2 separate regions of the Homo sapiens genome follow, and region 1 is linked to region 2. Evidence: chromatin loops called from intact Hi-C (ENCODE). Cell type or tissue: GM12878. All regions are shown on one strand. Each heading gives the region's core, and the rest is flanking DNA. Links, peaks and the distances in the headings are about the cores only. Region 1 has its middle 110 kb from the start of NREP-AS1. Region 2 has its middle 44 kb from the start of EPB41L4A-AS1.

Region 1 (15,464 bases), core at 3,630-11,629, 89 kb before region 2:
GACAGCCCCCCAAGATTTCTGGCATCTTGTATACATACATCTTCTCCCAGTTATTCAATCAAATACTAGTGCCTCTGTGAACGAATTTTGTACTTGTATCATAATTACAGACCCAAATCGGTTGACCTTAAGTTAGCACTCAACTATAAGTGAGCCAGGCTTAATAACATAAGCCCTTTAAAAGCAGAGAATTTTCTCCCTGTGGTTTCAGGAGAGGAAGTTAAGAGAGTTTCAAGGTGCAAGTGAGATTTAATGAGGGGAAAATTCCCCATTGCAGACTATACATTTGCTATTGAACTGTAAGCAATTATGACAAATTTGGTGGTTTAAAACAATGTAAATGTATTCTGTCACAGATCTGGAGGTCAGAAATCCACAATTAGTCTTAAGGGGCTAAAATTCAGGTGTCAGCAGGGTTGGTTCCTTCTGGAAGCAGCAGGGGACAATCTGTTCCTTGATCTTCCAGCTCCAGAAGCTTCAGCACTCCATGGCTCTTAGCTGTATTGCAGCAATCTCTGCTTTCATTGTCGTATTGCCTTCTCCCATAAAAGGACCCTTGCGGCTACATCAGCCTCATCCAGATAATCCAGGATAATCTCCCATGTCAAAAATCTTAATTATCACACCTGCAAAAATCCTCTTTGCCATATAAGTTATCACATTCAGAGGTTGCAGGGATTAGGACATGGAGATCTTTTGAGTGAGGCATTATTCAGCCTACCACACTGGCTTTGAAGATGAAAGAAGTTACATGACATGATGGTGAATTTATGTGTCAACTTGACTGGGCCACCAGGTGTCTAGGTATTTGGTTAAAAATTACCCTGGGTGTGTCTGTAAGGATGTTTCTTGATGACTCCAAAGACACTTTAAAAGTTTGAATCCTTTAAATCAATAGACTGAGTAAAGCAGCCTACAGTCCTCAATGTGGGTGGGCCTGTTCCAATCCATTGGAGGTCTGAATTGAGCAGAAGGCAGAATAAAGTAGAATTCACTCTTTCTGCCTGTTTTCACTCTGGGCCATCAGTCTTCTGCACTCAGACTAGAACTTGTAACACCAGCTCTTGTGGGTATTCAGTCTCCAGCTTGCACACGGCAGATCATGGGCCTTCTCAGCCTCTATAATCACGTGAGCCAATTCCTTATAATAAATAAATATTAACAAATATTCAAGTAATATAAATATAAATATCTTATTGGTTCTGTTCCTCTGGAGAACCCTGACTAACACATGTGGTAGAGAATGTGGGTGGCCTATAGGGGCTGAAAGCAGCATTCAACTAACAGCCAGCACAAAGCAGACAAACCTCAGCCCTACAACTACAAAGAACTGAATTTTTCCAACAACAAAAAAATGAATTTAGGCCAGATGCAGTGGCTCATATCTGTTATCTTAGTACTTTGGGAAGCCAAGGAGGGAGGATCACTTGAGCCCAGGAGTTCGAGAAAAGCCTGGGCAACAGAGTGAGAGACCCATTTCTATAAAAAAAATATAAAACTTAGTTGTGTATAGTGGTGGCATTCACTATGGTCTCAGCTATGTGGAAGCTGAAGCAGGAGGACTGCTTGAACCCAGGAGGTTGAGGCTGCAGTGAGCAGATATTCTCACCACTACACTCCAACCTGGGCAACAGAGCAAGAACACGTCTCAGAAAAAAAAAATGAGTTTAGAAGCAAATTTTTCCAGAGTCTTCAGATGAGAATTCATCCAAATGAATACCCTGATTTTAGCCCTGTGATAATCTAACGAAGAACTCTGTCATGCCATGCCAGACTTCTAACCTATGAAAGGGTAAGCAAAACAACATGAATATTGTTTTAAGCTACTAAATGTGTGATCATTTGTTACTCAGCAATAGAAAACTAATACAATCTCAAAATATTTTAACTTCAAGATATTTTGAACGTTTAAAAAATATTTAATATTTGTGACTGTGTTCATGATACTATGTGCTTTGAATTCTCTCCTCAAGTCATGAAAAACTGTGAGTAGCATGGATATGTGCAGACATCAGTATCACCTAGTGATCCATGTTCTTTGTTGACATCAGCAAAATTATTAATAATTTAGTCAACACATACTCTAGCAACATATAAATGAAAGCTTTTGAAAAGATAATACTCGGTTACTTAGTAAGAAAACAAGAGACACAAGCAAAGACTTACAAGAAGATGGCACCATGAGAACATACCTGCATAACCATTCTTCTTGAGGTCTATTAAAATAAATAACATAAACCTGATCTAAAGACAAACGTATCATCTTTAATAACACTAGGGAACTACCACAACATAAAGATTTCCAATAATATCTACTCTTCCATATATAATTTAAACCCAACCACAGGAGAATACTGAGAGAGAAAATCTATCTCCGTAATCTTGATCAGAGTGCAGATTTTTTAAAAACAGAGCTCCTTTTTTTCCATTGGCTGAATCATATTCTAATGTATTATATATAGTATGTATATGTGTATATGTGCATTTGTGTGTATGTGTATGCCACATTTTCTTTATCCATTTGTCCATCAAATTCTAAGATTGAATCCATACCTTGGTGAATAATGCTGCAATGAACATGGAATGTATATGTCAACGCAGATGAACCTGGAGGACATTATGGTAAGTGAAATAAGCCCAACACAAAAAGACAAATACTGTAAGATCTCACATACATGTGAAATTTTGAAAAGTCAAACTCATAGAAACAGAGACTAAAACACTGGTTACCAGGGACTAGGAGGTAGGAGAAATGGACAGATGTTCATCATAGGGTACAAACTTTCAGTTATAAAATAAACAAGTTCTGGGGATCTAAGGTACAGCATGTGTGGTGATGGGTATGTTAATTTGATTTTATAATTATTATACAATATATACATACATCAAATAATCATGTTGTGTACTTTGAAAATATATATAATCTTTATTTGTCACCTAAATATCTTAACATTAACAAATAGATAAATAAATAGGCCAATATCCTTTAAGTAGCCAGGGAAAATACCAATGGTCAGGTGGAACCATGGAACGAAAAAAGAAGCACCCAACTTGAGTTAGATTTGCATACTCAGGGACAAACCATGTGGCAAAGTTGAAGAAGGTACCATGTAGCACTGCCCCCACATGCGTACATACATATGTGTACCACATACATGTACTGTGATATCTTTAGTTTGTGTGAACCTGAGATAATCCATCATTATGATATTTCAAAAAAAAAAATTATAAGACGGTCCTTTTTTCTTATATACTACCCTAAACTCAACCCTATACACACACACACACATGCACACACAGTGACACATGTCTTAAGGCAGATGATTAATCAGATCTCAAGAGAAAGTGTTTAGAAACAACACTCTGACAAACAGCAAGATCAATGGTCCCCATCTATAACCCTATTCTCACTCACCAGAAATCAGTAAGGACAGTTCACAGAGACTGAGATCAGTCCTCCTCTAGGCCTTCTACCTAGATTACCAGTGATGAAGATGCTACATAAAGTAGCATCAAGCTTCCCCAGAATTTCAACTCCACTAACGTTCAAAAAAGAGCCCCTCCCTGACCTGGGGTCCACAGTAAATCCTTGGACTGTGTCAAAGTCAGGAAAATGCCTCCCCCAGGCTTATTAACCCTATAGTATAGGGTCCAGTTGGGTTTCATTTACTGAGTCAAAGACTTGCTTCCCCATTTCTTGAGGGAGCTTCAAGCACATAACTCTTCCTGCCCATAACACTCAGCCTTGCTACCACTCACCTTGAATTAACCAAGGTGAATCTTATTGTGGCCTTTAGTCTTTTTTATCTTAAACTAAACATCCCCAGATGTCTCGTTCGACACTCATCTCCTACCCTATGATCTCCATAAGGCTCTGATAGCGCCTCTTCTATTACCTTCTCTCATCCTTCTTGAAATCCTCCTACTAGACCTTCAGATTCCCATAATCTGTCCATCATCACCATAATCTCACCCATCCCCAGCCTCTTCTTTCATATGTTCCCTTTATCTTTTTACTTCCTTTTCACAAGGTAAACTTGGCACTGCTTCCCCACACAGTCCTTTCAAGTAAAGGCTGATTTTCTCCCTGCCCTCATATTGCTGAGCATGGGAGTGGGTGGAGATCTTCTCTGTTGCTTATTGCTACTTTCTCACTTCAGTCTACCTAAAAACTTCCAGCTTGACATTTCTTGGCATCATAGTATATCACCTCCTGTCTCTCAATGTTGCCCCATCTCTAGAACTTCCCCCAGATCACTCCCTCTTGATTCTCAAATACTTCCGCTTCTGGCTCATTGTCCGTATCCTCATGACTATTCCTTCCTTAATTTTTGGAGTTTTAATATACATGTAGATGACCCTTTAAATTCTCAGTTGCTTGAACTCTTCTCCAATGATCTTGTCTTCAACATTATTTTAGTTGTCATACCATAGACCTTATTATTATAACTTTTATCTCCACATAATCATAATTTCACATATCCTACTACTGAATAACTACCTCATTTTATTCCTCTCACTCCATTTAGCACCCCAACTCCAACAATCCTTTGACCCCACCAGACTCCAGCTTATTTGTCTTACCAACATTTTACTGTCCCCAACATTCTTGATATTCTCTCTCTTACCTAGCTTTATTTCCATGGTCGATCATTATAATCCTTCCTATACCTTTAACTTACTTCCCCTTTCTCCCCATCATTGTAATGTCTTGGAAATGTAATGACTTGGAAATGTCTAACCCTGGTTAAATGTAACCTTTCAACCATCCCATACTTGTACTCCCGTAGCTGGACATGGCTGAAGAAAAACACACAATTACCCTGTCTGGTGTCACTTTGAATTCATAGTTGCAAATCTAAAACCACCCTCTAATACTCCTTGACTCTCATACTACATTTCCCTAGCCTGTTCATTTGCTACTCTCCTAGAAAACCATTTTACTTTTTCTCTTTTGCCTCAAATTTTCATCATCTCTTCCTGCTTCCTCATTCTTAGATGAGCTTGCTTCCAACTTCACTATGAAAATTTAAATAATCAGAAGACAACTTTTATAAACTCCTACTACCACATCTACCCAACCACCAGTGCCTGTACCTCCCACCTGTTACCATGGCAGCTTAACTGTTGCAGAGGAAGTAGCTACCATGGTATACCAGTTTTCGAGTACTGTTCTAGGAATCATTCCTTGTAGCCCAGCTTCGAACTTGTTTCTCCTGTCCTTCTGGTAATGTTGTAACACAAACTTTCCAGCTGTAAATGCTTTGCACTTAAAGTAGCTAAAGTAGCTTCCTGTATCTGCACCTTAACCGTGACTGATACCTCAGTCAAAAATTAATTATATGCAGAAAAAATCTAATAAGGTTGATAGCATAAAGGAAAGAAAAAAGAATGAAACATAATAAAAGGCAGGTGAAGAAAATATTTTGAAATAGATACTACAGGAAACAGAAGAAAATTTTAGACAAAATATCCTAAATCCATAATTATAGCAAAGAGAAAGATGCAAGAGAACAAATGTGAGATGCTATTTTGACTGAGGAAGATTTAAAAGTGAGCCAGGATAGCTAAGGGAAAACACCATTACAGAAAACGAAAACCAAATTGGAAACAGCGAGATGATAAACCAACCCTGGCAGAAACATGGTTGTAACATGGAAGGATAGCTCAAGAAAATAACACAGAAATGAAGAGGGTAGATTTGGAAGGCAGTCATTACATAAAAAGGAGAATAAAACGTGAAATTATTTATCAATAAACATTTGTTTTCTAAAAGAAAATGTGTATGTTCATATTGAAAGGGCTTGCTGTGTTCCATGAACAAATAACTTTAAAATCATGATATTTCCTAATGATATTACTGAATTCCAAAGACAAAGGCTCTTGTAAGTATTGAAAGAGAAGAATCAGATCCCCTACAAATGTTTAAAAAAAAACAACGAATAAACTCAGACTTCACTTCAGAAAAACTCAAGGCCAAAAAGACAAAGAAACTACATCTCCAAAAGGATGAAAGAAAGGGGATGGAACTCAAGAACTATATATTGAGACATGCTGACATTTACAGAGCAGGAGGAAATGTTCAATTTTGCAATACTTCTAGAATAACATCACTTAAAAGCTCTTTCTGAAAAAGAAACATGCATGAAGTCTTAATAGAGCCAGTTGGAAAATGATTCAAAACAAAAAAATCACAAGTGAAGAACACTGACTGTGAAAGAACTCGTGGCACACACTGACTCAAAATAATATAAATATTCACAATGACCTTGGTAGTAATGTTACCACTCTTGAAAAAAACCTGTATAACTATTAGTTATAATAATACACTAAGTGATCAGTGTAAAACTTTCAAAATGGCCTAACAAAAACAAAGGAAAAAACTGAAGAAGATTCACAATCTACAAACACAATATTACTAAATATAAAATAAAAATACTCATTAATCAAATGAAATTTAAACACAAAATAAACCTAATGGAAGTAGAATGAAATAGTAATAATTTTTAAAAGCAAGATTAATTAATTAGAAAGTAGCAATGCCATACAATAGATGAATAATCCTAGAGGTAACTCCTAAAGCGAAAAATTAAGTAACTGAATTCCTAAATATTTAAAAATAACACAATCAATAAGCACAAAATTAGGAATAAGAATGAGGGGAAAACACAAATATTCCATAAAGTAAGAAAATTACAGGCATACCTCATTCTGTTGTTCTTCCCTTGATTGTACTTCACAGATATGGTGTTTTTTTTTTTTACAAATTGTAGCTTTGTGGCAACCCTACATTAAACAAGTCTATCAGCATCATTTTCCAAACATGCTTTGCTCACTTTGTGTCTCTATGTCTCATTCTGGTACTTTTCACAGTATTGCTAACTTTTTCATTATTATTATATCTGTTATGGTGATCTGTGATCAGTGATCTTTGGCGTTCCTTTTGTAATTGTTTTGGGCACCACAAACCATGCCCATATAAGACAGTGAGCTAAAAGGATAAATGTTGTGTTGTTCTGACTGCTCCACCAACCACCTGTTTCTCCATCTCTCTCTCTTTTCTCAGGCCTTCCTACTCCCTGAGATACAACAGTATTCAAATTAGGCCAATTAATCACCCTACAATAGCCTCTAAGTGTCTCAAGTGAAAGTAAGACTCACATGTTTCTTACTTTAAATCAAAAGCTAGAAAAGATTAAGCTTAGTGAGAAAAGCATTTTGAAAGCCAAGATACACTGAAAGCTAGGCCTCTTGCAGTCTTAGCCAAGTTGTGAATGCAAAGGGGAAGTTCTTGAAGGGAATTTTTTTTATCTTACTTTTGTTTGTTTTTATTAATTTGTTTAGATATAGAGAGAACTAATCCCCAAAACATAGGAACTGTGCCTTCTGCAGGTCCAAGCACAATGTTCTACACATAGCTGGCACTCCTTAATTATTCGTTGGTTGAGATGAGGTGACCAGGACATTTAGCAAAACTCCAGCCCATAGAATCAGAATTCTAGGTTTAGAAAGCCTGTATATATATATACACACACTTTAAGTTCTAGGGTACATGTGCACAATGTGCAGGTTTATTACATATGTATACATGTGCCATGTTGGTGTGCTGCACCCATTAACTCGTCATTTACATTAGGTATATCTCCTAATGCTATCCCTCCCCCCTCCCTCACCCCACAACAGGCCATGGTATGTGATGTTCCCCACCCTGTGTCCAAGTGTTCTCATTGTTCAATTCCCACCTATGAGTGAGAACATGTGGTGTTTGGTTTTCTGTCCTTGTGATAGTTTGCTCAGATAGATGGTTTCCAGTTTCATACGTGTCCCTACAAAGGACATGAACTCGTCTTTTTTTATGGCTTCATAGTATTCCATGGTGTATATGTGCCACGTTCTCTTAATCCAGTCTATCATTGTTGGACATTTGGGTTGGTTCCAAGTCTTTGCTATTGTGAATAGTGCCGCAATAAACATACGTGTGCATGTGTATTTATAGCAGCATGATTTATAATCCCTTGGGTATATACCCAGTAATGGGAATGCTGGGTCAAATGGTATTTCTAGTTCCAGATCCCTGAGGAATCGCCACACTGACTTCCACAATGGTTGAACGAGTTTACAGTCCCACCAACAGTGTAAAAGTGTTCCTATTTCTCCACATCCTCTCCAGCACCTGTTGTTTCCTGACTTTTTAATGATCACCATTCTAACTGGTGTGAGATGGTATCTCATTGTGGTTTTGATTTGCATTTCTCTGATGGCCAGTGATGGTGAGCATTTTTTCATGTGTCTGTTGGCTGCATAAATGTCTTCTTTTGAGAAGTGTCTGTTCATATCCTTTGCCCACTTGTTGACAGGGTCGTTTGTTTTTTTCTTGTAAATTTGTTTAAGTTCTTTGTAGATTCTGGATATTAGCCCTTTGTCAGACAGGTAGATAGCAAAAATTTTTTCCCATTCTGTATGTTGCCTGTTCACTCTGATGGTAGTTTCTTTTGCTGTGAAGAAGCTCTTCAGTTTAATTAGATCCCATTTGTCAATTTTGGCTTCTGTTGCCATTGCTTTTGGTGTTTTAGTCATGAAGTCCTTGGCCATGCCTATGTCCTGAATGGTATTGCCTAGGTTTATTTCTAGGGCTTTTATGGTTTTAGGTCTGACATTTAAATCTTAATCCATCTTGAATTAATTTTGTATAAGGTGTAAGGAAGGGATCCAGTTTCAGCTTTCTACATATGGCTAGCCAGTTTTCTCAGCACCATTTATTAAATAGGGAATCCTTTCCCCATTTCTTGTTTTTGTCAGGTTTGTCAAAGATCAGATGGTTGTAGAAGTATGGTCTTATTTCTGAGGACTCTGTTCTGTTCCATTGGTCTGTATCTCTGTTTTGGTAGTAGTACCATGCTGTTTTGGTTACTGTAGACTTGTAGTATAGTTTGAAGTCAGGTAGTGTGATGCCTCCAGCTTTGTTCTTTTGGCTTAGGATTGACTTGGCGATGTGGGCTCTTTTTTGGTTCCATATGAACTTTAAAGTAGTTTTTTCCAATTCTGTGAAGAAAGTCATTGGTAGCTTGATGGGGATGGCATTGAATCTATAAATTACCTTGGGCAGTATGGCCATTTTCACGATATTGATTTTTCCTACCCATGAGCATGGAATATTCTTCCATTTGTTTGTGTCCTCTTTTATTTCATTGAGCAGTGGTTTGTAATTCTCCTTGATGAGGTCCTTCACATCGCTTGTAAGAAAGTAGTATTTTGGTGAATACATGAATGATAAGAAGCAAAACAGCCTTATCACTGATATGGAGAAAGTTTTAGTGATGTGGATGGACGATTTAACCAGCCACAACATTCCCTTAAGCCAAAACCTAATCCAGAGCAAGGCCCTATCTCTCTTCAATTCTATCATGGCAGAGAGAGGTGAGGAAGCCGCAGAAAAAAAAAGTTTGAAGCTAACAGAGGATGGTTCATAAAGTTTAACAAAAGAGGCCAACTGCATAACTTAAAAGTGTAAGGTGAAGCAGCAAGCACAGATGTAGAAGCTGCCACAAGTTATATGTGGATATAAATATCAACATTAACAGGAATTTTGAAGAAGTTGGTTTCAACCCTCTTGAATTACTTTAAGGGGTTCAAGACTTCAGTGTAAGAAGGAACTGCAGATGTGGTAGAAATAGCAAGAGAACCACAATTAAAAAGGGAGCTGGAAGATGTGACTAAATTGCTGCAATTTCACGATAAAACTTGAATGAATAAGGAATTGCTTCTTATGCATGAGCAAAGAAACAGGTTTCTAGAAACGTAATTCACTCCTGGTGAAGATGCTGTTGTTAAAATGACAAGAAGTTTTCTGAATAGTACATAAACTTAGTTGATAAAGTAGCAGCAGAGTTTGAGACAATTGACTCCAAGTTGGAAAGAAGTTCTACAATGGGTAAAATGCTATCAAAGAGCACTGCAGGCTACAGAGAAATTTTTCATGAATGAAAGAGTCCAACGATGTGGCAAACTTCCTTGTTGTATTATTTGAAGAAATTGCTACAGCCACCCCAACTTTCAGCAACCGCCACCATGATCAGACACTAGCCATCAAAATCGAGGCAGGCCAGGCACAGTGGCTTACACCTGTAATCCCAGCACTTTGAGAGGCTGAGGCGGGAGGACCACCTGAGGTCAGGAGGTCAAGACCAGCCTCGCCAACATGACAAAACCCCATCTGTACTAAAAATACAAAACATATCTGGGCATGGTGGTGTGCACCCGTAATCCCAGCTACTTGGGAGGCTGAGCAGGAGAATCGCTTGAACATGGGAGGTGGAGGTTGCAGTGAGCTGGGATCACACCATTGTACTCCAGCCTGGCAACAAGAGCGAAACTCCGTCTTAAAAAATAAATAAATAAATACATAAATAAATAAATAAATCGAGGCAACCCTTTCTACCAGCAAAAAGATTGATTTGTGAAGGCTCAGATGATCATTAGCTTTTTTAAACAATCAAGTATTTTTAAGTTATTTACATTTTTTTTAGATATAATGCTATTGCACACTTCAGAGGCTAATGTATAGTATAAATGTAACTTTTATATGCACTGGGAAACCAAAAAATGTGTGTGAGTTTTTACTCGCTTTATTATGATATTTGCTTTATTACTGTGGTCTGGAACTAAACCTACACTATCTCCAAGGTATGCCTATGTATGGAAAGATTTGCCTAATTTTGAGCGAATAAATACTTAAACCAAAATAAAGTGGATGATTCAAATTAAAAATTTCTGGGTTTTTTTCTTTTTTTTTTTTTATTATCCTTTAAGTTCTGGGATACATGCGCAGAATGTGTGGGTTTGTTACATAGGTATACATGTGCCATGGTGGTTTGCTGCACCCATCAACCCGTCATCTAGGTTTTTAGCCCTACATGTATTAGGTATTTGTCCTAATGCTCTCCCCTCCCCCTTTTTTAAGACAGAGCCTCACTCTGTTGCCCAGGCTGGAGTGAAGTGGAGCAATCTCACTCAGCTCATTGCAACCTCTGCTTCCCAGGCTCAAGGGATCCTCCCACTTCAGCCTCCTGAGTAGCTGGAAGGAGGTGCACACCACCACACCTGGCTAATTTTTTTATATTTTTGGTAGAGAGAAGGTTTCTCCATGTTGCCCGGACTGGCCTTCAACTCCTGGGATCAAGGAAGTTTGAGGAAGTAGCTCTATAAAAATTTAAATAACAATCTGTACAATATTAAATAATTGGACTATATTAAATAATTGGACTATATTAATTAAATAATCCATGATGGTAGGTTATTTTAACTTTCAAAGAGCTATTTCCTCAAATTTCACCAAGTCTGACAGTTTCACAAATAAATTATTTCAGATCTCCAAGGGATAAAAATTCCATGCTATTTAAACTATACCAGAACACATGAAAAAAAAAAAAAAGAAATGTTTCCCAAATTATTTGTAAAGTTAGCATATCATTGCCACCATAAAAAACAAAGTTCATATTTTCAGGAAGGCAAGGATGGCTCAAAATTAAGAATTCTGTTAATAATGTTCATCATATAGTCATCCAAATAAATGGCAAAAAATGATTTTATAAAATGAATTTTATAATATAGTCATCTAAATGGCAAAATTCATTTATAAAAACTACTTTATAAAAATCGGTTTAAAAAGTTATTGATTTCTGACTTAAGTCAATATAGTAAAAATGTCTAGTTACTAAATTAAGATAATAGCATATATAACCAAAAGCCAGGATCATGCTTAATCTTAAAACGCTAGAAGCATAATGATTAAAAATAAGGAGCAAGATGAGTGGATGCCCAATATTACAATTAGAGATTCACTTTGCTCTGGAAGAACTCTGAAAACAGATTATTGGAGTAAGATCTAGAAACATTTTTAAAAAGTCAATTTAATGATTTGTAGACTATATGATTGTGTATCTGGAAAACCAAAAGTAAGCCAGTAAGAAAGTACTAGAAGAAAACAAGATATTTAGCATTTACCTGGACCCAAATTCAATATACAAAAATAGCTTTGTATTTTCTTATAGAACATAGTAGTAAAATATATCAATAATTGAAACAAGAACTACAAAACATTCCAGGAGAGTTTAACAAGAAATGCATAGTTTCTATAAGAAAAAGAGTATAAAACTACTGCAGAACATAAAAGACTTGAAAAACTAGTTTAGTTTTGAACAGAAAGACTCAGTAGTTTAAAAGTGTTATTTTTCCTCAGATTAATCTACAAATTTGATGTTAGAGAGCCAAATCATGAGTGAACTCCCATTCACAATTGCTTCAAAGAGAATAAAATACTTAGGAATCCAGCTTACAAGGGATGTGAAGGACCTCTTCAAGGAGAACTATAAACCACTGCCCAAGGAAATAAAAGAGGATACAAACAAATGGAAGAATATTCCATGCTCATGGGTAGGAAGAATCAATATCGTGAAAATGGCCATACTGCCCAAGGTAATTTACAGATTCAATGCCATCCCCATCAAGCTACCAATGACTTTCTTCACAGAATTGGAAAAAACTACTTTAAAGTTCATATGGCACCAAAAAAGAGCCCGCATTGCCAAGTCAATCCTAAGCCAAAAGAACAAAGCTGCAGGCATCACGCTACCTGACTTCAAACTATACTACAAGGCTACAGTAACCAAAACAGCATGGTACTGGTACCAAAACAGAGATATAGATCAATGGAACAGAACAGAGCCCTCAGAAATAACGCCGCATATCTACAACTATCTGATCTTTGACAAACCTGACAAAAACAAGAAATGGGGAAAGGATTCCCTATTTAATAAATGGTGCTGGGAAAATTGGCTAGCCATATGTAGAAAGCTGAAACTGGATCCCTTCCTTACACCTTATACAAAAATTAATTCAAGAGGGATTAAAGACTTAATGTTAGACCTAAAACCATAAAAACCCTAGAAGAAAACCTAGGCAATACCATTCAGGACATAGGCATGGGCAAGGACTTCATGTCTAAAATACCAAAAGCAATGGCAACAAAAGACAAAATTGACAAATGGGATCTAATGAAACTAAAGAGCTTCTGCACAGCAAAAGAAACTACCATCAGAGTGAACACACAACCTACAAAATGGGAGAAAATTTTTGCAACCTACTCATCTGACAAAGGGCTAATATCCAGAATCTACAATGAACTCAAACAAATTTACAAGAAAAAAACAAACAACCCCATCAAACAGTGGGTGAAGGACATGAACAGACGCGTCTCAAAAGAAGACATTTATGCAGCCAAAAAACACATGAAAAAATGCTCACCATCACTGGCCATCAGAGAAATGCAAATCAAAACCACAATGAGATATCATCTCACACCAGTTAGAATGGCAGTCATTAAAAAGTCAGGAAACAACAGGTGCTGGAGAGGATGTGGAGAAATAGGAACACTTTTACACTGTTGGTGGGACTGTAAACTAGTTCAACCATTGTGGAAGTCAGTGTGGCAATTCCTCAGGGATCTAGAACTAGAAATACCATTTGACCCAGCCATCACATTACTGGGTATATACCCAAAGTATTATAAATCATGCTGCTATGAAGACACATGCACACGTATGTTTATTGTGGCACTATTCACAATAGCAAAGAATTGGAACCAACCCAAGTGTCCATCAATGATAGACTGGATTAAGAGAACGTGGCACATATACACCATGGAATACTATGCAGCCATAAAAAATGATGAGTTCATGTCCTTTGTAGGGACATGGATGAAATTGGAAATCATCATTCTCAGTAAACTATTGCAAGAACAAAAAACCAAGCACCGCATATTCTCACTCATAGGTGGGAATTGAACAGTGAGAACACATGGACACAGGAAGGGGAACATCACACTCTGGGGACTGTTGTGGGGTGGGGGAGGGGGGAGGGATAGCATTGGGAGATATAGCTAATGCTAGATGGCGAGTTAGTGGGTGCAGCGCACCAGCATGGCACATGTATACATATGTAACTAACCTGCACATTGTGCACATGTACCCTAAAACTTATAGTATAATAATAATAAATAAATAAATAAATAAATAAAAGTCAGTAATATCCCCACTCTACTTTTTTAAAATGGCTCTGTATTTTAGCAAAAGGAAAGTGAAAAGCCTCTTAGATATTCAAACATATTAAAGTTACAGTAAATAAAAACATCACAGTATCAGCACAGAAATAGCCAGAATTAGCAAAATAAAATAGACCCAAGTATATAGAAATACAGTCTTTGATAATGACAGTATTTTAAATCAGCAGAGGGGAAATGTAACTATTCAAAGAAGAAGGTTTTACAATCAACTAGCCACTTGGAAAAGGACAGCAATTTGGAAAATAATTACACTGAATCCATTACCTTATATTTTGTTACAAAATATATTCCAGAAAGATGAAAAATGTACACAAAGAGCTGAAGAGTAAATTCACAAAAAACTAAATGAAACTATGGTAAATATTATAAGCTTAGAATGGAGGAGATATTTATAAGCATGACATAAGAACTAGAAGAAATTATGAAAACATATGTTCAGATAATTAGAAAGTTCTGCAAGGCAAAATACAACATAAGCAAAATAAATAGAGACAATAAGGAGAAAGTATAGACAATGCACAGAAACAGCAACACTCTTCCAAATTTTATTTTTTAGATTTTCATGGAGCAATTTCTTTTTTCTCTTTCCCCTATTCTTTTTCCTCCAGATAACAGAAAGTTGTTTATATCAAGATAATTTATGATATTTTCAGTAAAACTAAGAATCAAATAACTTAGTAAGGCCTACACTTTATCACTATATATCAATATACCTAAGATATTAATATATACCATATTAGCATATATGTATAAATAAGTATTGTTTAAAGGCAAACAATAAAACAATTCACAAGGCAAACCTTGTTTTGAGTTACTGGGTTATTAAAGGCAAATAGCCCAATCGGGAAAAAATGTACATGAACAGGCAACTCATAAAAGAAATATCATGGGCCAATAAACTTATGAAAAGAAGAAATAAATTCAAACTAAAACAAGATCGGCAAAGATTAATTTAGATCTTTATATTGATACTAGCCAGTACTGACGAGTGTCTGGAGAGGCTTAACGCAACTTTACTTGGTAGAGCAATTACTAATACATTGACCAGCAAAATATTTATTAGGAATCTATTAAAATGTTACAAGTTAAGAATCTTTGATCCAGCAATACTGTGTGTACTAATTTAGAGTACAGAAACAGAAAGAAGAATAGGGGGAAATGAGAAATAGGGATATGAGTAAATGAAAAAAGGGGTTCTGGGAAAGAGAAATAAGAAGAGGAGAATGAAAAGTGTAGGAGATAAATAGAAAGGAGAAAGGGAAGAAGAGAAAGGAAGAGAGGAAGCCAAAGGAGGAGGAAAAACAATAGGGGAAGGAGAAGAAAGAATTGCTACATAAAAATATGA
Region 2 (15,464 bases), core at 2,675-10,674:
ATAACCTTTGTGGATAGATAAGCTCACCTCCCAGCTGCTGAAATTGCTCTAGCTAACAGCTTATACCTGTGACCATCTCTAGAGCATTGCCTCAGCTGGAGATGCCTGGAAAATCACATCACCATTATCACCATGCCACGCCCACCCCTGAGGATGGCCAATGATTGGCTAACACAGAATACAGAGCAGGTTCCTCTTGCCTGGAGACCGGACAGCTCCAGGTGGAACCACTTACACTCCAGAGCCCTCTGCAAATCAGGCCAAGGCTGGATGTTATCCAAGACCATATCATTGCTCAATGCCTCCCCTTTGCCAATTTTGCTGCCTTCACTCCCTTACAGATTTTTCCTGAGAAGCATTTCCTTGTTAACTCACATATACCCAAATCCCTGCCTCAGGTTCTTCTTTTAAGTAATATAATCTAAAACACACGTACTCTCTCCCCCACCCCAAATCTGCCAGTATGACTCATATCCTTGATAAGTTGAGCTTGGGTTTACTTCTGCTTAACTTTGTTTAATAAGTATTGACTATTGCCTGAGCTTCCCCAGGCAAAGACAAAGCGCTGGTTCCTAAAAAGGCAAAGTGTCCCAATCAGGCCTGAGATTAGTCAAGAGGTCATCTTTAAGTATGCTCCTGCAGTGTCAAGGCTACTTGAAAACATAGTTAACAATTCTGAACATAATTGATTGTAAGACTCAAGGGGCTAGATTCCAAGATAAAATTAGGATGGAAAAATTCACATTCAAATGATTTGCCATTAATTATTATCACATAAGATTGTACAGTTATTAGACCACTAAGAGTCTGATAACCTAGTTCTCAATAAATAACAGTATTTAATTGCGTTATTGTGCAAAAGTTCATAGCAAATGTATATGTCATATATTATAGTTACATAGAGAATCAAATTTGATATATGAATTAATACAAGATAGAACTTTCTCATATAAACATCTAAGAAACAGAAGAGTTGAGGTATAGTTTTTACCAACAACTAGAATGAGAAAGTAAATGATCATGTTCAACAGCAAACATTTCCAGCCCTCTCCCAGTGTCAATAATCAGGTGACTTTAAGCTGCATCTCTGTAATTCTCTAGATCTTCATGATCTCAAGGTGGCTGCAAAAGCTCCAAATATCATGTTTCCACCAGAATTGCAAAGACAAAAAGCACAAAGGGATAGCTGTCTCTCACTGGGAGAAGAAATCTTTCCCAAGCTCCCCTAGGAAATGTACCTGGGTCAGAACCCAGCCTCTTGACCACTCCAAGCCAGAGAATAAGCCCATTTACCCGAAGACCATTTTCTCTGTCTCAAAGCTGAACAAAATTGGAGATGGTGGAAGCAAAGTTCTGATCCAGGCAATAAATAATTCTGCTATATTCAACATTAAAAGCCAGGGAATCCCCTTCAGCAAATTTGTTTCTGAATCCCCTTCTCAAAGCTTTAAAGAGTGATTTCACCACACTAAAGGCTCTTTCCTCTTAGACAATAAGCAGTTGCACATGTATATACTGTTAGTTATAAGAGAGAGAAATATTCATTTCAATTCAAAGGTGTAAAGAGTGGTATACTGTAACTTTTCTGAAATAAATGGGGAAAAAAGACCTAAAAATAGACATTTTTGGTCTGCACATTTTACAATATTATGTAATTCTTCACATGCAACAAACACTCAATTCATGTTGTCCATTCAGAGGGGGCAATGTGTACAGACAGCCAAGGGCCAAACAGAGGTAGCTTCAATCTAGGCTCTTTTACTTACCAGCAATGTGACTGCTGTGTGCCTCAGTTTCACCATCTTTTGAGGGTGAAGATCATGTTTGAAAAAAAAAAGAGTACAGTTTCTGGGCCATGAACCATAGCAAGTACTCAACAAATGATAGCTATTATTAGTTCAGGAGTCTAAAAGCTGAAACTGACAGTCACCTAACCAAATATTATTCTTTTCCTCAACTACAGCAAGAAAGTAAAAATGACCAGGATCAGCTTCATCTCTTTCTAACCAAGTTTCCTCTGACCTAAAAGTGCCTAAGAAGTTATGATTTACTGATAAGAATTAACAGGTCTGAATGGTCCCTTCAGAGAAATTCCTTAAAACTTGCCTCCTAGATGACTCGTGATTCATTGGACTTAGTTTCTATTTTTCACATGAGTTGTAGTAAGGAAATTCAAAAGTAGCTAAGCCAATTTCAGTCCATTTTCAATATCACTAATGGCTTTCACCTATCTATTTCTCTTTCTTGGCCTGAATGGTATAGTTTTATGTGAAAATCTCTTGTTTCTAAAGGAAAATAATTGCATACTTATAATACACATAAGTTCCATCTTGTAAGCCTCCAAGATAGCATCAATTACCTATGTATAGAAGGAAGCCCAGTATTCAAAATGCCTTCTCACATTTCAGAAACACTGTCCTCTGTGGTATGAGAAATACTTTTATCCATAAAATTTCTCTAGATGATATTTTTCTCTCCAAAGTTACATCAACCACATATTAAAGTGGATGGTTTTTCTAGCCATATTAATAGTTTTACAATATGGATTAAGTTTGTCTTTGCTATTCTAGTTCTTGTGCCAAGTAAACTATGTCACGAACTAACAATACTTGGGGCCTTTGGTAACTGAGGAATTATATAGGCCAATCCTTAGGTACTAACCCACAATTGTCTTGGATTTCTTTTGTATGGGTCTACTGGTGGAAGAAATTACAACTTTCCTCATATTAGATACTTTCTTTTTGGAACACCTATATTTGGTTTGCAGAAATAAAATACCATAAAATAGAAATAATGGTTTCCAGAAGCATTATAAAAGATATATTAAATAAGAAATTAAAATCTCTCTCTTACCAAAAAAAATAGATATAATTCATATAGTTGAAACAATTATTTGACTATAGGGAACAATACAGATAAATACATTGCATGCTATAATACCTAATAAAATTTATAATGTATGTCAGTTTTTTGCTTTAGAAAAAGCAATGACAAGATTTTAGTGTCACAGGAACAATGACACTTATTTCTTACTCCTTTGTCTGCAGGTGAGGAGGCTTCAGCTGAAGTCCAGGCATGGCCAGGCTTGACACAAAGCTGTGGGATGATTCCAAATCTGTTCTGGGTTCCAAATCTGTCTTTCCTCATTTTGGGCTCAACAGATTACCCAAGGCATTCTCTCATGGGGATGGCAGAGAGCATAAAAGCATGCTGAAATACCCAAACACATTTCAAATACTTGCTTGCGTCACGTCTGCTAACATCCCCTTGGCCAAGGCAAATCACAAGGTCAAGCAAGCCAAAAGTCAGAGCAGGCAAGTAAATTCTGCTCTCCATGAGACCTTGGCAAGGATGTGACTGTATACTACTCCTACAGAGGAATAAAGATTTGAGTCCCATGATTCAATAAACAATAAGAATGTAACCTAAAGTATCTCTGTCACATGTGCATAGGGAGACATATAGATGGATATGTATATAGCATTGTTTATAAATAAGCAAGGAATTATGTCTATCAGTGGGGAATGGGGAAATAAAAAATACTTCACTTATATAATAAAATTTACATGTTAGTTAATGCGATAACGTGGCAAATGTTTTTTAAAAAGCATTGTGGGTCAAATAAGGTACAAAATACTACATGTAATGTGATACCATTTATGTAATTTTAAAAGAACATACAAAGTAATATCATGCATTCTTTATGGATATACATATTTGTAATCCAGAATAAAAACATGATGGAAAAGAACATACTAATTTCAATGTAGTGAAGTGGAGGGAGAAGAGATGAGACTGAAGTTTTAGCAAAAACACAAATTTAATTTAAAAAGAAAGAGCCCAGGCCAGGCGTGGTGGCTCACACCTGTAATCCCAGCACTTTGGGAGGCTGAGGTGGGTGGATCATGAGGTCAGGAGTTCAAGACCAGCCTGGCCAAGATGGTGAAATCCTGTCTCTACTAAAAATACAAAAATTTGCTGGGCGCAGTGGCAGGCGCCTGTAATCCCAGATACTCGGAAGGCTGAGGCAGGAGAATCACTTGAACCCAGGCGTCAGAGGTTGCAGTTAGCCGCAATTGTGCCACTGCACTCCAGCCTGGGTGACAGACTGAGACTCCGTCTCAAAAAAAAAAAAAAAAAGAGCCCATAAAAATATGGCAAACTGTGACTATTTCTTAAATCTGAGTGTGTGGTGAGTAAATGGATGTCTGTTCTTTATATATTCAAAATATAACTAAGAATTATAAATATGTTTTGTTAAATAGCATAAAGACTAACCCAATTACCCATAATGCTTTTGGAAAACACTGTCTCACGAGAATTAAAGATTCATTGAGCTGAAACAATGAGACAGCCTGAAGACTACACAACACTCTCAGTAATTTGTCCATATATTATCAATTCTCACTCTCTGGGACTACTTCTCTCCTTATAGCACTTAGAGGTTTTATTCAAAACACTTCCATCATCTGTGAAAAAGCCTGATGTTTGATGACAACTTTAATTGTGGAGTTGACTACCCATGCTGAGCAATCTGAGTTTTTCTGGATTTTGTCATACATAAAACTCCCTGGGAATAATTTTAATACACAGAGACCGTAAGTAGCAAATAGAATAATACCCAACTTTGGCTATCTTCTTTGTTTTAAGGAGAGCTCTTGTTGGGTTGCAAATATAGGCTTGATTAAAATCTGAATGTGTCCACAAAAAAGAACTCTCTAACTGAAAATGTGTTAGCGAGATTTGTGGGTTCTGCCAAATCTCAGCTGAGGATAGAGAGCTACAAATATTGAACACCTAGTGTATATGTCAGGCATTTGTGTCACATGTATTTTCCCACATGATCTTTTTAACAATTATAAAGTATAGGAATTATGTCCTCCACTAATGGTCAAAAATGACAGGGCAGAGAATTAAGTCCAGATCTGTCTGACACCAAAATCTGTGTTCCTAAATCACATCACTCTGCCTAAGTTAGGGCACTTGGAGAAATCCCAGAGGGTCATCCCATCATCACAAGAGGCCTGCTGGAAAAAAACCTCTATCCATGATGTTTACATTATCTACACTTGAAAAACCCTAAGCAAAACAGTAAAATCAATGTATTTGGTCTCTGAATACTCCAGCCCCTTTTTTCTCGATTGATTTAGAAACCTGCCTTTTTCAGGCTTACATTGTTCTTAGGTCACCCCTTTCTTGACCAGATATCCAGCCCAGACTTACTTCTAATTCACTGACAGTATCCTTTCCTTTATTCTCATTCTCTACTGAAATTATCAAATCCTCCCAGCTGAGCCTCATAGAGGAAAACATTTTAAAGACTGATTCATACTAACAATTGATCAATGTGTACAGTCCCAGAAACAAGTGTAAAAAATGTTATTATATAGTGACTAAGAGTGAAAACTAGCTATAATTTCCATCAAAAGACCTAAAATAGTATTACAATTTAAAAGTACATATGGCAGTTCTATGTCATAAAATAAAATTCAGCCATATTGCAATTTTTAGAAAATGCTTACAATTATTTATGGATAACATTAATGAATTTGCAACTACTACATCTTAGAACAAATATAGCCAGCCAGACAACTCAATGTATTCCTTGCCCTGGGGATGTCAAACAAAGATATCAGAAGAGAACAATGGCCCCACAAGAGTGCAATCTCTCTAGATGATAAAATGTTATATAAGAAGAAGAATGGGTGAAACAAATATTATTCTTTCTATTTCCTTTGCAGGAACACATCACAGCCTGGGACTAATATATTCAACCATTTTTTTACTTTAAGCCTCAGAAGGCACCAGCAACAAGTCTTTTTATCCCATAGAAGAAATTAATATTTTCCTTTCTATATAAGCTTATACCAACTACCTAAATAACACAACATACTAGAGAAGCCCTGAATAATACCATAGATTTCAAGAGCCTTCCAAGGCAAATGACCCCCTTCTGCTCAGAAAACCAAACCAAACCCTCTGAGCACTTCATGGGCACTATGCTCATGCAACAAGTATTTACTAAGCACCTACTATGTGCCAGATGCTATGCCGTGTCCTCAGGATACAGTTGATGTTAGGTAGCATCTCAGCCCCCAATGTCCTCTGCCTCTTATTATTTACCCTGTAATCCCCTCTCCTTGAGTGTGGGCTAGACCTAGTGACTCTTCCAATAAACAAAATGGCAAAAGTGGTGGGATGTCACTTCCAAGATTAAATTATGAAAATACTGTGGCTTCTGTTTTGGAGGCCCTCTCACCCTGGAGAAAGCCTACTACCATACAGGGAGGCATCCCTGGCCCATGTGAATTAGCTTGAAAGCAGATCATCTAAGCCTGCAGGCATGAGCTCAAGAGCAAATCTTTCCTCCTAACTTGACTACAACCTCAGGAGAGGTCTTGTGCCAGATGAACCCAGCTAAGCCACATCCAGGTTCCTGACCCGCAGAAACTGGGAGATAATAAATCTTTGCTGTTTTAAGCTGCTAAATTTGGGGATAGTTAGACAACTATAGAAAACTAATACACAACGGTTTATAAGACAAGGTCCTTGCCTAAGTGGAGCTTACAATTGAGTAGGTACTGATGGATGATAAACATAAACATAGATAATATCATTTTATATACTTTTAAATATTATGGAGAAAGTAAAACAGGGTAATGGGAAGAAGAGTGACTACATAAGTGTATGGAAAAGGGAGACCCATCTGCAGAGACCTGAGTGAAATGGACCTGAGCATTCAAGACAAAGGACATACGGGATTGCAATAAATTAAATGAAAAACTAGGTATGAGAATTCACCCAAATTCTGTTAAGCTAGACATTGAAGAAATTGACAAAAATGTAAGGCAATACTATTATTTTCAATACCTTTTTTTTTGAAAATTATAGTTTTTTATTAAATATGTATATTACTGTTATTTTTAAGTGAATTAACAAATATTTTTAAATGTTGCTTTAATTTTTAATATAATTATCAATAGATATAACTCATGTAACAAAGTATTTTGGAGAACCTCAACAATGTTTAAGAATACAAAGGGGTCCTGAAACCAAAATGAATGAGTACTGCTGGTATAGAGTATTGTGGAGCATGGCTTGGAATGTGACTCTTGTTCTAAGTTGAATGGGATAAAATTCCATTGAAATGTTTCTAATCAGAATGCTGGGATCTGACTTACATATTTAAAAGGTTATTTGGTATTCTGTAAGAAGAATGGACTGAGAGGAAGAGAAATGAGAAAATCTGTCAGCACTTGGCAAATAATAACCCACAGAGGTTTTCACAGGGACCTGAAAAGGAACAGTTCTGAAACTGACAGTTGAATTTTTCACATTAGAAAAACATCCCATGTGAAACCACCCATATCTCTATTATGCAACTGAAGGCTTGCTATTATCATATTAATTTAAAAGTATAGGGTGAAACAAATCCTGATGATACAGGATGCCATTTCTTTTCACTTGTTTTTCAGACCCTGGTAAATGTATCCCAAGCCTTCATGTTATATTCTGTGGACCTTCCCTGGGTACACTACATAATTTCTAAGCAAAATAGCAAAATTATACTTTGGTGACATTATCTGCAAGATGAAACAGCCAGAAAACAGGGCTACCTGCTGGCTGCATTAGGCCTTGCTTTTGCCATTATGAAATTCATGCTTCTATAAATTGGCAGTAATGGAATTTCACCTGCCTTTTAAATAGCACTTTTCGAGATGAATACAATGTTATCTCTAACACTGATATGCCACAAAAGTAGAAAACAAACAAATCAAACCAAAAAGTGTCTAATTTTATTATATCATTTGGTGAAATGTGGTGGGGGTTTTTCCTGCCAAATATCAACCTACAGAAACAACAGGATCTACTCTGACATTCTATAACATTAAAATCTCAATAAAACTGAATTACTATAGATGTTTTAAATATATTTACTAAACTTTTCTGCCAATTCTAAGAAAAACCCAATGCTGTCACCAGCTAAGAAGTTTTAGCTTCATTTTTCCCCCCATAATTAGTGTTTCAAGAAACATAGTTAAAATGCCAGGAAAAACAGAAATTATATGTTTTTTTAAATTATATGAATTTCTGACTTTGTTCATAATCCTCTTCATGAACTAACCAAACACAGAGGTAAATGCCTACCCAATGTATCCTAAATACAATCCCACATATCACATCATTCTCATTGCACTCAGTAATTTCCTTTACTTACCTCTAGAAATGTCAAGGAAAAAAAAAAGAAAAAACTTCCAATAATTTTTTTTTCTGAGTAGAAAAGAAACTGGATGGCATTAAAGAATAAAACATAATGGCACAAAAAGAAGTGAAAATCTGCTATGGATTTGGTATAGTGTGGCTAATTTGGGCTACAGAGTACTATTTTAACCTAAATTGCTCATCATGGCTTTCAACATAGAAAAGCAGAAGAAATATCAGATTATTACATTCTCTTTGGGCCAGCTTCAAGCTGACAGTTTTAATATTGCTATTGACCGGTGGCAGAACAGAAACTATTTTCTTGGCTTTGTGATTATGAAATCAAATGTGGAGTAAATGCAAACAAACCTGATATTAAAAGGAACAGCTTTTCTGAAATGAAAGTGTGATATTTTTTAAGCACTCCTTGCAACCTAATGGAATTTACCAGAATGAATTTTAAATACTATGTTTGAAATAGAACTTGATTTGCAAAAATTCATTTCATGCAATTTTCAAAACTGTATTTAAAGTAAAGCACACAAAACTTATTAAATTATTTGCACAATAGGTAGAAAAAGGAAACCCTGGCACTCGGTTTAATTTCCTTCTACTTCTCTCCATCTTCCATCCTTTGCTCTTGCCCTGATTGATAAACTCTCAAGACCTCACTGTTCCTGCTTGGTAGGGTAGCAATGGCCATACAAAGCAGGAAGGTTTAAACAGAAGTAGCACTGAGTGTGCTATGGCCAAGCTTACACGGGGCAGCTGCCAGCATGATGTGATTTTGAACATTCCAAAAGGCCTCCATGCCCCCCAAATTTTTCCCACTAGCTTCTACTTCAGAGCCAGAAACTTCCATAGCTTACACCCTTTGACCCAAGGAAGTGGAGACTCTTGCCTAAACACCAATATTACCTAGAAGATAATAGCATAGCAAGGATTAAGTGAAAGGTAAAAGAATGACCTTCTAAGAGTTGTGAGCCAGCACAATAGTGAGAGACCGCAAAATCCAGACTAACTAAAGTGGAAATTTCATGCACAATAAACTTGTGTGGGTGAAATGAGAAAGTACAGTGTCACTAAACTGGGACCTTTGTGCATAAGTAACATGGTGAGTAATGGGTGTTCACTGACAGGACAAAACGAATCTTCCTACTGGAGCAGAAATCCAAAGTCTTGAGATAAAAGCAAGTAAGGAGATACAGGAAAAGCATGTGCCAAGGAAGGAAATCAGATATAAGTCAGAGGAGTTTTTCTCTGGGGCATCTTTTTGCTTGTTTGTTTGTTGTTGTTTTTTAAAAGGGGTCTCACTTTGTCAGTCAAGCTGGGTGCCATGGCACGATCATAGCTCACTGCAGCCTGACCCTCCTGGGCTCAAGCCATTCTTCCACTCAGCCTCCTGAGTAGCTAGAACTATAGGCATACACCACCACACCTAACTAAATTTATAACTTTTTTTTAGAGACGGAGATCTCGCTATGTTGCCCAGGCTGGTCTCAAACTCCTGGGCTCAAGTGATCCTCCCTCCTCAGCCTCCCAAAGTGCTGGAATTATAGGCAGGAGCTGCTACGTCCTGCCTTCTCTGGGTCCTCATAAAGGTATCATGTAACCTTCCAGCAGTTGATGAAAAAGGATATGATAAGCTTTGTACTCAAATATACATTTGATATTATGGCATGGAAGTGAAGTGGAATTGTTCAGTAGGTTGGCACTAACAGTCTGTAACTTAGAAAAAACAGGACTAATGGTTTTAGATAAAAGAATTTTCCATAATGAGTTGATGGAGGAGGGTGAAGAAGTGACATTGCCAGCAAAATATATTAAAGAAAGTAGGACAGGAGCTATAGCTATGGGAACCCAGAGTAAGCACTGAGTGAGGAAAGAAGCAAGAGAAGGATTTGGGGATGAAAAAGTGGAGCAAGAAGGGTGTAGATAAATAAAGGAGGGTAAGAATTCCAAGAAAAAAAAGTGTAAACAACAGTGCCAACTGCCAAACAGAAGCAGTCAGGGTAAGAACTATTCAAATGAGCCTGGGTGGAGCAGGGAGGAGGACACCAATGACCTTCACTGAATAGGCTGAGTGGAATGGTAACGACAGACTGTGCTAGGAGAAACTAGAGGCACTAAGCATAAACCACTCAGTGGCCATTAAAGGAAATACAGAAGCAAAGGATAGCTCAAGGGAGGAACAGCGTTAATCAAAGATTTTGCTCAAGGTAGAGGAGACCTAAAAGAAGAAGTAGATCTTATCTCTTCCTTCTGGCTCTGAAGATGGTAAAAGCGAGTTAACTAGACAAGAATTATTTTGACCACAAATCTCTCCAGAAAAGGAACTGGGAAAAGATTAACTCCCCCTCTAAAGTAACAGATGTTGGCTTCTCCTCCAGATACATTTGTTAAGGAATGTAGGATGTTCCTCCAAATACTCCCCACTCTATTCTACACCACCCTACTCCCATCCCTGGGACATTATTTTCTTTGTACCAGTTCCCCTCCCACTGGGTCCCAGTTCACCCATTTCTCACACCAGGCCTGGTGGTGAGACTCATTCACTTCCCTTGTTTTCAGCTGAACTATCTACTTTCCTCTAGACCAGGGTTTCTCAACTTCCACACCGTTGTCATTTTGAACCCAGTAATCTTTTGTTGGGTAGGTAGGAGGTGTAGTCCAGTGCAGTGTAGCTTAGTAGCATCCCTGGCCTCTCCCCACCAGATGTCAGTAGCATGTCCTCCCACAGTCAAGATAATAAAAAATGCCTCTAAACATTACAGAATGTTCCTTTATGGGGAAAATCCCCCACACCCACATTGAGAATCACTGTTATAGACACTTCTCTCCCCCGATTCTCCCTATAGACTGAGATAGACACCCTGCTGCACCCCACTTCTCCCATACTACCTGTCCCTGAAACAAGCAAATGATGCTTTTCATTTTCTTTCCGACAATTTTCACTACTGATAACTGACAAAGCTTAACAAATATCATCCTAACAAAATTCCAGTTTCAAGAATGCTCACAGAGTTACCATGCTCCTTAGATTCCAGGGAAATGTGAAGTAAGCAAGGGCTGTAGTTTCCATGCCCACTTCCTGGACTCCCTTCTTAGCCAGCATGTGGGATGTGGCTGCACCCTAGTTGATGGTGAGACTGAGTGCTGGACCTGCCTCCTGGTTCACACTCATGTGGACACACAGTCAAGTTGTTAAGTCCATTAGATCTGGTAGGTTTGGCAGGACAGCTCTCAGCACGTTGGACTGGCCCTGTGCTGATCCCTCCTTTCTCACTTCTATTTCTCAAGAATAGCGATAGGGTGTGCTGAGAATGTAACATCCTGAAATAGGGAGATACTGGCCAGCACATCCTGGGCTCTGTTCCAGTCCCCCAGAAACAGGATGCCCTTCAGTGCTTTAGCCCAGTGAGTCTAGCAACCCTGGGGTATAAAACCTAGTGAGGGCTGCTTTCCTGGGTCCCTTAGCTGCAGTGCAAATAGGGCACATGAAGCAGACTCCATCTTCCACAGGAAGCTTTCCTAAGCCTTGGGGGACTGACTGACTTGCAATGAATTCTACACTTCTGTTGTCCCTTCCTACCTATCTGTAAGTAATAAACTTGCTTCATGTGGTGTGTTGTGTGTGTGTCTCGTCTCACCAGACTCAGACAAGTTGATATCTAGTTCACAGTGAACCTGCTTTGCAGGTTTGCTTATTTCATTGCCAGGTATTCATAGTACTGTCACCACTTTTTGTCAAAAATCACCGTGTAGTTTTTCTGCAGTTTTTACTTATTCTGCTATCTCCACCCTCAACATCTACTACTCATATATTCACCCTGCCCAAGTTTTAGTTCATTCTTAACTGACTTTGCATCATACTTAGAGACTTTTATGATTCCAGTCCTGGAATGTTAATCCTTCCTGGGATGCTGGGATGAGAAATAGCATCTCCCATTTGACTCCAAGGCTCCCAACTTAGCTCTCAAGCTGACCTCATCCATCTTGTTCCCCTGACGGTCTTTACAGCTCTGACTGTGTGATTCATCCCTTTCCCCAGTCCTATTTTTGCCTGCACTTTCATTTGCCTTAAACATCTTTTTACTTGAATGTCAAGACAAGTTTCACGTATTAGACCTTATATAAATTCTTCTTTACAGTCCAAGCAACATCGTGAGTCCTTAGCTCATTTGAACAGAAGATATGATAAATATACCCTAAATTGTCAATACATTTCTGACGGATTACAGTAGCTTTGCCTACTTTTCAAAGCCTCTTTGAATCATTACTTGTGTCCTTTTCCACATCTCTCTAAGGAAGTGGGTTTTTTTAATTAGGTCGTTTTACATATAGAGCAATACTAATTGATACAGTTGACTGGAGATACAACCCTGACCTCGTGACCAGCAAGGACATTAAAATCTCTTGCTTCTAAATTGGATTTCTTTGTGGAAACATATTTGCGTATCTCTTTGGAATCCCCTCTTTGCATGTTAATTGGTTGAAATACAAAATGATATTGATTGGTCCTATAAAAAGAAAGAATATGGCTTGTCTTCCTTATCTTTTTATCATCTTGAAGATGGTTAACATTTATCAAAAATAGTCTATGCTTAGCAGTATGCTACAATTGGCTCCTAGGCAACATGGCTGTGTTCTTGCTTTCAGCCCTCTGCCCTCACATGAGTACTAAGAAAAATAAGTGCTTATTTTTCTGACCACTTTTTGACTAATCTATTCAGTCCATGCTCCAAAATATAAGTGGACACTTCTCCTGAGGCTTTCGTTAAAAAACCCTTTCCAAATCCTACCAATTCTCCTCTCAAATTGTGTAGCCTAACATAACCACTAACTCTAGCAAACCTTAATTTGCTTAAAAATAAAAAAAGAAAAGAAAGTCCCCAAAATGTCAATACAAGAGCCCAGGATATTCACCACTTGACCAATGACTGACAGTAAACACACACACAATGAGCCCAGTCCTTCCGCTGAACCAAGACTCTTGAGAATCTGAAGAACATACACATTGAATTGATCTACTCATGTCACAGACGAAACTGACAGGAGAGAACATTTATATCATTCTCCTCTCTAACCTACAAGATAAAGACTTGTCATGTGTCACTATAATTGTTTCCCCATTATTAAAATGTCCATTGCAGAAAACTCAATAAATAACAGAAACTATAAGCCTTGGACTACATCCAAACTTTGTATTTAACTGACTTAGGAAGGTTGACTAAAATTCCGCTTGGTGTTGTAACTTAAAAGCAAGTGAGATGACAGCTCTAAGAATACATATACATTCACTTTTTGGAGTCCCCCCAGATTATTTCTACAATTTGGAAGAATTGTAGAAATGATGAAATGTACAACAAAAATCACAGAGGTGAGAATTAGTCCCCGTGGGTGTGCTGCGATTGAATATAAGAGAGAAAGTGATAAATTTGGAAAAGAGAAGAGGAAGCATGTCTCTTTAGGCCACAGAAAATAACATACAAACTAGGGAAGAGCGTAGGAAGCGTTTTTCTCCTACTTCTTGCCTCCCACAGGAAATCACTAATACTTTCTGAGAAAAGGGATAAGCTGTCCAGTTTCTACTTATTAATGAAACAGCAATTTCTAGACTTAAGCATATTAGTGAGCACTGTTCTTTATAATAGCTCCAGAAATTTCTGCTTAGGAACAACGACAACAAAAAAACACCACCACCTGAGAGTAATCCCCATTGTTTCTAGGGTAGACTCACCCTAATTTAAGTGTGACTCAAAAGTGTGACTCTAAAGAACTGCAAGCAGATTAATGTAAGAAACTCCTGCTAAAACCCTGCTAAAAACACTCCAATATAATGTAATCCTCCTTATCCATGACTAATTGAAGCAAAATGGGCAGCACACAGAAATGTGTGCTTTCAAAAGGAGCATGTTAAGCTTGAATGTGACATACAAGCCTTTTCGAGAACCTTTACTAGACACAGTTGAGTGGAGGTATTGGTTCCCCCATTTCCCTTCATTTGCCCTCTTCTGAATGTGACCACTGTGTAGGAAGAAGGTCTAGCCCCTAACAGATCTTGGTCTGGCGTCCTTAATCCAGAGCAGCACTTTAAGGGGCCAGGTCAATTATCAGGGAGAAAAAGGCGAGGGCATCTTCCTTCCACTCTCTCCTCCCCCAAACTAAACCTTACTTTTGGGATTGTACCCAGAATTAACCTGGAAGCCCAATGATCACAGCAGACAGACCTAGATTTGATCTGACAATAATCCCCAGGATTGACCACCAAGCTAATTTCCATCTCTAGAATTTCACCACCCACCAGCCTTCTCCTAAGTCATTTTCACTAGATAATAATGAAAAACATTCAGATCTCTAGCACAATCGCATTTTCTGATTCAGAGGAGGAAACAATGTCACTAAAAGTCAGAAGGTATTTACAGAACTTCTAATCTCATCTGTCCCCTATTAACAGTAATACTTGATTCTTTATGTAGTTCTGTGTTTAATAATGCCTCCAGAGAAATAGGTTCTGATCCATTTGAAAATTTTGGAATTATTGTACAATCTTTTTTAATTATTTAGAGATCTTTTCCTACATTTGAAGGCTTCAAAACAGTAGAAAAATATGTTCCCATGAAACAGCATATATTCAATATACTACCATGCCGAAATTTTGGGAAGGGTGTCGGCTTGTATATGTGTTATAACCTGAATGAAAAACATGGCTACGTGATTTAAAATATCTAACTTTCATTACCACTTGGTGTGCAAGGAAGGCTCTGAAGGATCTGTTTTCCCACCTCTGTTTTCAGATCCCCACTCTCCACACATTTGCAAACTCAGATCGCATTGTTTTCTTCACATGGAGGAGGGGATATGTCCTCCCTGGTTAGCATTTTGACCATCAGAAGACTAGGATCACTACGTAACTGATTATCCATATGTTTCTTGCCTGATAATTAAGATTTATATTTTTGCATGAAATCTCAATAATCCAGAAATGCCATGTGACATTAAATATTTCTGTGCTCTTCTTTCCTACTTGTTATGAATTGTGTCCCCATCCCCTAAAATTTATATATTGAAATCCTAATCCCCAGTACCTCGGAATGTTACCATATTTGGAGATAGGGTCTTTTCGGGGATAATTAAGCTATAATAAGGTCATTAGATTGGGCGCTAATCCAATATGACTGGTGTTGTAAGAAGAGGAAATTTGGACACTGACAGAGAGGGAAGACAGTGTAAAGATACGAGGGAAAAACGGTCATCTACGA

Evidence for each region. Hi-C counts contacts between places; a loop is a spot of excess contacts. Peaks named below come from ENCODE experiments on the same cell type or tissue, not always from the same donor. Only the 100,000 strongest peaks of a DNase experiment are listed, where the experiment ranks them.
Region 1: a loop joins it to region 2, with 2.2 times the contacts of the local background. A loop is called at or near these places in 2 of 110 quality-filtered maps.

The regions. Positions count from the first base shown.
Region 1 is chr5:112,018,834-112,034,297 of GRCh38, forward strand. No RefSeq gene overlaps it. Among named protein-coding and RNA genes, the nearest start is that of NREP-AS1, 110 kb to the left of the region's middle. In GM12878, for the core only: no CTCF peak of the experiment used is centred there; a DNase peak (open chromatin) is centred at 7,118.
Region 2 is chr5:112,109,287-112,124,750 of GRCh38, forward strand. No RefSeq gene overlaps it. Among named protein-coding and RNA genes, the nearest start is that of EPB41L4A-AS1, 44 kb to the right of the region's middle. In GM12878, for the core only: no CTCF peak of the experiment used is centred there; DNase peaks (open chromatin) are centred at 7,295 and 10,438; H3K4me3 peaks cover 311 bases; H3K27ac peaks cover 974 bases.